3 separate regions of the Homo sapiens genome follow, and regions 1 and 2 are each linked to region 3. A link is an interaction called in ENCODE POLR2A ChIA-PET data of the cell type or tissue named here. Cell type or tissue: HCT116. All regions are shown on one strand. Region 1 overlaps SMURF2 (SMAD specific E3 ubiquitin protein ligase 2). Region 2 has its middle 6.6 kb from the start of MIR6080. Region 3 has its middle 45 kb from the start of SMURF2.

Region 1 (2,500 bases), 50 kb before region 3:
AGTGAGCCAAGATCACGCCACTGTACTCTAGCCTGAGTGACAGAGTGAGACTCCGTCTCTTTAAAAAACTGGCCTAGTGAGAATACTAAACTAAATTATAAAGCTACAATAAAAAAAACAGTATGGCACTGAACAAGAGCTATATCTGACTCTATAACTAATATAACTGAAAAGATACTACATCACTGTGGAAAGGAAGAATTGGTTAATAAATAATGACAAGATGGCTAAATAGCAATTGCAGGGGAAATAGTTTATTAAACCATTTTTTAAAAACATTAAATATAATGTACTTATTTATCAAACTTCTTGGAGAATAAGTTCTTCCAAGTATAGAATAGGAAAAACAAAACAAAAGTTGGACAGATTTTGACTCCTAAGATAACACATTTCTACATGTCCAAACAATGAACAATATTAAAAGACAAATAATTCATCATGGAAATGTTTGTAGCAAATATGACAACAGGTTAATATATTTGTAAGTCTCAGGTAGATCAATAAGAAAAACACTAAGGCTCTAACATAACTAGGACAAGGCCAAACAAGTCAATGAAAATAAATATCATTAGTAAACAGACAGGAAAATATTCTGCTTCACGAATGTTTAAATGGCACATGCCATGAAATTAGCAAAAAATGTAAAATGCAATTAGCTTATACTTATAACAGAATAGTAAAAAGGGACATCTTTATTTACTGCTGCTCTAAATAGGTCCAACTCTTGTAAGAAGCAGCCTAAAGGAAAAATTACTCATGAAACCTTAAAAATATCCACACACTTGAACTCAGTAACACTATTTTTATGGAAGCATCCTAAAAAAAAAGAATCCTTAAAAAAAAAATCAAAGTTACCTACACCAAGATGTTTACAGCAATTATTTGTAATAAAAAATTTGGAAATAAACATTCAAACAAAAAAATCTGAACGATGGTTGCTGTTGAATCTGCTTAACCAGTTATCCTAAAACCAGTCTTCATGGTTCCCATTCCAGTCCATCCTCCATACTGCTCCCAGATTGTGTCTAAACAGCAAATATATTAAAGCTTAAAATCCTGCAATGGTTCCCCCCACCTTAAAAAAAATGAACATCTTGGCAAACTACAGTAAGGTCCAAACTAGGTTGGTCCCTGTCTAGAGCCTCACCTCTTGCCACTCATACCCAATGCATTAGCCATAAAGAACACATGCAGAACTATTCGGAAGTATTTATAGCTCTCCAGCATTCATTAAATAAAATGCCAAAAAGGTCTTAATCCATACTCACACAAGGATGCTGGCTTCATGGCACTTAAAGCATAGGAACAATAAACGCCTACCAGTGGGTTAGGTCTGGTACTAGAAGAGCTTCTTAGAGTCATAGAGGACAGTTCAACTCAGGTCAGGGAAAGTTCTAGGGATAACAGTAATCTTTGAGTTGAGCCTTAAAAGATGGGCAAGTATTGCTAGGGGCGAGGGCATTCATAATTATACTGAGTCATGAATAAAACATTAAGTTCTACTAAGTATGGTCTATTTGAAAAGAGGAGGACATATTACGTCTTTAAGACTCTCACCAAAAAAGGCTCAAATAGGCCAGGCATGGTGGCTCACACCTGTAATCCCAGCACTTTGGAAGGCTGAGGCAGGAGGATCTCCTGAGCACAGAAGTTCAAGACCAGCCTGGGCAACCTGGAGAAACCCCATCTGTACTGGAAAAAAAAAAAAAAGGTAAAAAAATCAGCCAGTCACAGTGGCATGGACCTGTAGTCCCAGCCAGTTGGGAAGCCAAGGTGGGAAAATCACCTGAGCCGGGAGGTCAAGGCTGCAGTAAGCCGGGATTGCTCACTGCACGCTGTTGCCACTGCACTCCAGTGTGGGCAACAGAATGAGATTCTGCCTCAAAAAAAAAAAAGGCTAAAATAAAAATCTTGTATGCCTAAGCATGACCCTTCATTTATCTTTAAAACTGAGTTATGTTAAATGAGATGTTAGTATGTTGTGATAGTAATAGCTCAACCAACAAGAAAAAAGTAAAAGTGATGACTAAAATACACAGACTTTATTACGAATACCAAACTACAAAAAGGACCTTGGCATGTTCTACTGCCTGCCTGAAGAGGGTCAGACTAGAAGACAGAATTTAAAAGAAAAGGAAGGAGCTCAACTACACTGGCTTCCTCCTCAGAAACCAAGAAAATAAAACAAATTGGGGACATTCAAATCACTAACACCTCTAGTATATAAAGTCATTATGGGCCGGGTGCCGTGGCTCATGCCTGTAATCCCAGCACACTGGAAGGCTAAGGCGGGCGGATCACCTGAGGTCCAGAGTTTGAGACCAGCCTGGCCAACGTGGCAAAACCCGTCTCTACTAAAAATACAAAAAAAACCAGCCAGGCGTGGTGGTGGGCGCCTGTAATCCCACCTACTCGGGAGGCTGAGGCAGGAGAATCACTTGAACCCGGGAGGTGGAGGTTGCAGTGGGCCGAGATCAAGCCCTTCAACTCCAGTCAAGAG
Region 2 (2,500 bases), 67 kb after region 3:
TGGAAACAGAGCTTCCCAAAATTTAGCAAGAGCACCTGTGCCCCTATGCCCCTGTGCCCCAGAGCCCTAGTCCTGGCAGCCCTATTTCCCCCTCAATATGAACAAACAGCCGCTGACCTCTCACTCCCCGGCACAGATCCAGCTCTGAATCTCCCTAACATTCAGGCATGGAGCCCCGACCGCATTTCTGGTCAGCAGCTACCCCCTGGTCACGATCATGGACTTTCCCATTCCCCAGGGCCTGGCACTGACCACCCATCCAGGCTGGCATTCAGAAGTACTGATGCCCACCCTTCCCTGTACTGGACATAGTCATCTCTAAGAAGGGCAGAGAAAATAGGTCCATGGGAGCTAAGCTATGAGGAGGCAAAGGCCTAAGAATGATATAATGGACTTTGGGGACTTGGGAGTGGGGGAAGGGTGGGAGGGGGGTGAGGGACAAGAGACTACACATTGGGTACAGTGCACACCACTCGGGTGATGGCTGCACCAAAATCTCAGAAATCGCCACTAAAGAACAAACACCACGTGCTCCCCACAACTATTAAAATAAAATAAACATTAAAAAATAGGTCTAGAGTGAGGTCAACTACTGAGGCCTGGGAAGGAAGTGAGGGGGCAGGTGGGGCCCATCTCAGGCCTCTGGGGGCCGAAGGGAGCCAGGGACTAAAGAGGTGAGAACCAGGCGCAGGCTCCAGGGAGACCCCCAGAGACCATGTGGCCTGCAGGGGAGTTGGGGGGGTGTGCAGGGAGATCTCTGGGGGGACAGCAATGTGGGGTGAGGGTGGGAGGGGTACCCAAGAAGCTGCTCTCTCCTAAGTCAGGTCCTAGGCAGGCAGAGGGGCTCTTGGGACAGCCTGGGGCTGCAGGTGAGTCCCTGGGAGGGAGACAGCTGAGGCGGCTGCCCCAGCTGGAGGGTGGGGGTGAGGGTTGTTGGAGGAGGGAGTACAGGCAAGGGGCTAGCTGGAGTCCCCTCAATTTGGACTTAGCTTCCTGCTATTACCAACGCCCCTTGCCAAAGGCTCCCTGGCTGGCCCTGAGTGGGGACAGGTGGGTCTGTCCCGAGGCCAGTTTCTTTCTCTCAATCACAGCGGCCTCGGGCTGCCCTCGGAGTTTGTCCTAGGAAGTGGGTGCTGGGCCTGGATCCAGAGAGGAGGGGCCCCCAGGTGGGTTTTAGGATTTGGGAAAGGGAGGGGAGAGAGTGGAGAAACTGCTGTGGCCGCCCTCTAGTCCCTCAGGGGCAAGGGCTCACTCACAGTTCCCAGCGGAGGAGGAGAAATGAGGGCCCCCGCTCCTTCCAGTCGGGGCTGCCTGCTCAGGTGCGGCGCCTCCAGGGTTGCTTGTATAAGAAGGTGCAGCAGACCGGCTGGAACTTCCCTCCCAGCGGCCAATGCCCCAGCAGCAGGGGCGGGCTCCAGGCCAGCTCCACCCACCTGGGCCTTCCCACTTCTGGGTGGGGATGGTGACTGCACCCTGAGATCCCAGAGCCAGGACCACAGCCATGGGGAAGAGTCTCAGAGGCCCCTTTATTGCACCGCCTTTGGCCTGGCTTCCCAGGGCTCCCTGAGTGGCCTCTTTGGGAGAGAGGAGGAGTCATCCCTGCTTACCTCTCCCTGTCTCCCTGTCTCCCCTCTCAGAAGGGGTTGCTTCTGCCCTCTCCTGGGCAGCAAGAGAACAGGAGACGTCCCTCTCCTGGGACATCAACTCTCCCACCACAGGGCTGGGCACGCAGGATGCTCAGAAGAAGGAGCGCTTGCTTGCCTTCAGCTTGTACTGTTCTTGCTGAGAGGAACAGGGTGGCCAACCCTAAAGGCCACCTGGCTGAAACTGAACCTGCTGGCCAGGGTGGGGCTTGGGGTCAGGGGCCTGGAACTGTCCTGGACACAGCCACTTCCTGGCTGTATGAGCTTCGTCCTGTCACTAAACCTCTCTGAACCTCTGTTTGTACTCAGGGCAAATGGAGGTGCCTACACCTGCCTTCCAAGCTGCTGGGAGCTTAACCCTGGGTTACAAGCCTTTGAGCAAGAGCCCACAGGACTGTTAGCCCCTTTGGGACTGCGTCTTACCACACTTTGTCCCCAGTGTCCAGCACAGTGACCAGCCCACACCAAGTACTCAATATGTGCGATTAGAGTGCATGGGGAGTGACAAGGCTGTGAAACACCATCCATGGCAGGAACTCCTCTGTTCTGGGGGTCCCTGGCCTTGCCCAGTAGCCTGCCCTAAGCCCTGAGCTGCCGCCTGACAGACGGGGGTCCCTATACACTCCCCAGTGCCCCCGTGCCATGCCATCCCCACATCCTGCCCCCTCTGTTCTGCACCCACTTTCTTCCGAGATCCCTTCTCAGCAACAATCTCCTCCCCATCTTCAGCCTCCCCATCTCCTGCCCACCCACCTGAACCTGGGGATGTTTCCATCTATGACCTACACCCCCTCTGGCCACGCTGTGTCTCTCTCTCTCCTTCTGTCTGTTGTCTACACACTCAATTCGCACCCTCA
Region 3 (2,500 bases):
CGCTTCCCAAAAGATCCTGTTCAAACATAAATCAGAGCCTGTCACTTCTCCATTAAAACCCTCCAGTGGCTTCCTGTATCATGCTGGGTGCAAACCAAAGTCCATACTACCACCCACAAATTGTAGCAAGATACTGCTCCTTTTAGCCACACTGACTTTAACTCCTGTGACGCTCCCGTCCTCACTCCATTCCAGCCATGCTGTTCATCAAACTGGCCTTTCCCCTGTTCATCAAACTGCCCAGGTGAGCTCTTAATCTCAGGAACTTTACACTTTCTCTTCCCACTGCCTAGAATGCCCTTGCCCCAGCTAACTGCCAGCTCACTCCCTTGCCTCTGTCAAGTCTCTACTCGAAATTTCCTTTCTCAGCAAGGACTTTCCCAGCCCCCTGGTTTGACATTTCATACTTCCCCAATGCCTGACATTACATATTGCTTTCCCAGCTTTTTTTCTTTGCTCAGCATTTATCACTATCTCACATGCTATAATTTTTATATCTTTTATCTTGTTTATCAGCTGTCCCTCCCAGCAGAACGTAATTGCTATGAGGACATTGATTTCTATGTTTTGTTTACAACCGTAGCCTGGCATCCAGAACAGGGCTTGGCACATAGTAGGCACTTAATAAATATTTACTGAGTGAATGAATAGATGGCTCCTTGCCCTAGATCTTCTCTTGATTACCTGTGCTTCAGAAGCTGGTGAGAAATCAGCAGAGGTTTCTAAGCACTTCCAATAAGTTGGAGTTGCCAATAGAAACATGTTCCTTCTCTACTCTCCCTCCCTGGCGTGCAGGGACCTGGGAAAAGCAGAGATGCTGATCGATATCTCTGACTGGGAAGGAAGATGGGATTAGGTACTAGAAATAAGAGGAAGGATGTCTCCGCCCGTCTGCTCAGAGGCTGCAATCTGCTTGGCATGCCGCCTGCTCCCAGAAACAGGATGTGTCCAGAGAGGAAGTGACTGCAGACGTGGAGTGGGGGAAAATGCCCCGTGCCTGAGACAGAACACTTGAGGCTAGTCATTCTGGAGCCTTCCAAGGGTCCATTCCTGGGGGATGAGTAAAATCCGCTCCGCAGTCTCACAGTGACTCATTCTGAATGGCGGAGAATCCAAAGCCCTTCCCTAAGTTAGGGCAAAAACAGGTGCTTCCTCCTCTGGGGTTCCCAGCTTGGGTGACTGATGCTGAAGGACAGAGGATGCCCACACACCTTGTTGGAGGCTCTGCAGGAACTGACAAAGAAAATAGCATGGTAGAAAGTCATTTTAACCAATCTTCTCTTCCTTGACTTGAGGTCAGAAGTAGACAAGTCTAGAAGGCCATTGCCCAGGTGTTTCTTAGGAAATCCGCTTCCTGCACCTTCCCCAGTAGCGGGTAAAGAGGCAAGATCGGCCTGACTGAGCCCTGGGGCCTCAAGCTCAGGCAGCCTGGCAGAGGGAGCCCCCTACTTCATTGAGCTGGTCCAGCCCCAAGGCCACAGAGGCTTTTTTTTTTTTTTTTTTTGATATGGAGTCTTGTTCTGTCGCCCAGGCTGGAATGCAGCGACGCAATCTCAGCTCACTGCAACCTCTACCTCCTGGGTTCAAGCAAGTCTCCTGCCTCAGCCTCCCGAGTAGTTGAGACTACAGGTGCCCACCACCATGCCTGGCTAATTTTTGTATTTTTAGTAGAGTCAGTGTTCCACCATGTTGGCCAGGCTGGTCTCAAACTCCTGACCTTAGGTGATCCACTTGCCTCAGCCTCCCAAAGTGCTAGGGTTACAGGTGTGAGCCACCACGCCTGGGTTTTTTTTTTTTTTTTTTTTTTTTTTTTTTTTTTAATTTGAGACAGGGTCTTGCTTTGTCGCCCAGGCTGGAGTGCAGTGGCACCCTTCACCTCCTGGGTTCAAGCGATTCTCCTGCCTCAGCCTTCCGAGTAGTTGGGATTACAGGTGACTGCCACCATGCCCGGCTGATTTTTGTATTTTTAGTAGAGATGGGGTTTCACTATGTTGGCCAGGCTGGTCTCAGACTCCTGACCTCAGGTGATCCATCCACCTCAGCCTCCCAAAGTGCTGGGATTACAGGCGTGAGCCACTGCACCTGGTCTGGCCCAGCCATAAGTCTTATTTTGCAGCCCAAAGAGAGAAAAACAGTCCCTACAGACACTCCCCAGGGGCTCTGCCTTGGTGGGCTCTCAAATTTGGACTCTGCCTGTAGGCCAAAGGGCACTAATGTCATAAAACCCACACCAGGAAGCTTGCGAAGAAAAACAACTTGGCTGTTTAAGAAAAGACCCACAAACACAGTGCCGAACATGGAAATGGACAGAGGCATCGATGCAAGTTTCCAGAAGGGCAGAAAAAGCTAGAAAACTCTCCCAACACTGAGTAACCACAGCAATCTCTAGACAGGTTCTGGGCCTTATGTTTACGATGAAATGCAGGAAGCAGCTCAAAGCCTAGAATGTTATTGTGAGCATTAATATTATGTTCATAAAAGCTGTGGTATTTTTTTCTTC

The links. ChIA-PET counts read pairs that join two places held together with the same protein. Peaks named below come from ENCODE experiments on the same cell type or tissue, not always from the same donor. Only the 100,000 strongest peaks of a DNase experiment are listed, where the experiment ranks them.
Region 1: POLR2A ChIA-PET joins it to region 3 with 7 read pairs; 21 of 35 experiments call an interaction of 5 or more read pairs at or near these places.
Region 2: POLR2A ChIA-PET joins it to region 3 with 5 read pairs; 3 of 35 experiments call an interaction of 5 or more read pairs at or near these places.

What each region holds. Positions count from the first base shown.
Region 1 is chr17:64,655,836-64,658,335 of GRCh38, forward strand. The region is part of intron 1 of SMURF2 (SMAD specific E3 ubiquitin protein ligase 2); the gene reads right to left. Among named protein-coding and RNA genes, the nearest start is that of SMURF2, 5.2 kb to the right of the region's middle. In HCT116, no CTCF peak of the experiment used is centred here; no DNase peak of the experiment used is centred here; H3K27ac peaks cover 1,024 bases.
Region 2 is chr17:64,772,920-64,775,419 of GRCh38, forward strand. It overlaps the pseudogene ARHGAP27P1-BPTFP1-KPNA2P3. Among named protein-coding and RNA genes, the nearest start is that of MIR6080, 6.6 kb to the right of the region's middle. In HCT116, a CTCF peak has its summit at 1,636 (motif pointing left); a DNase peak (open chromatin) is centred at 1,522; H3K4me3 peaks cover 1,889 bases; H3K27ac peaks cover 1,973 bases.
Region 3 is chr17:64,706,313-64,708,812 of GRCh38, forward strand. No RefSeq gene overlaps it. Among named protein-coding and RNA genes, the nearest start is that of SMURF2, 45 kb to the left of the region's middle. RefSeq lists an enhancer at 72-1,271. In HCT116, no CTCF peak of the experiment used is centred here; DNase peaks (open chromatin) are centred at 89 and 1,019; H3K4me3 peaks cover 1,556 bases; H3K27ac peaks cover 2,500 bases.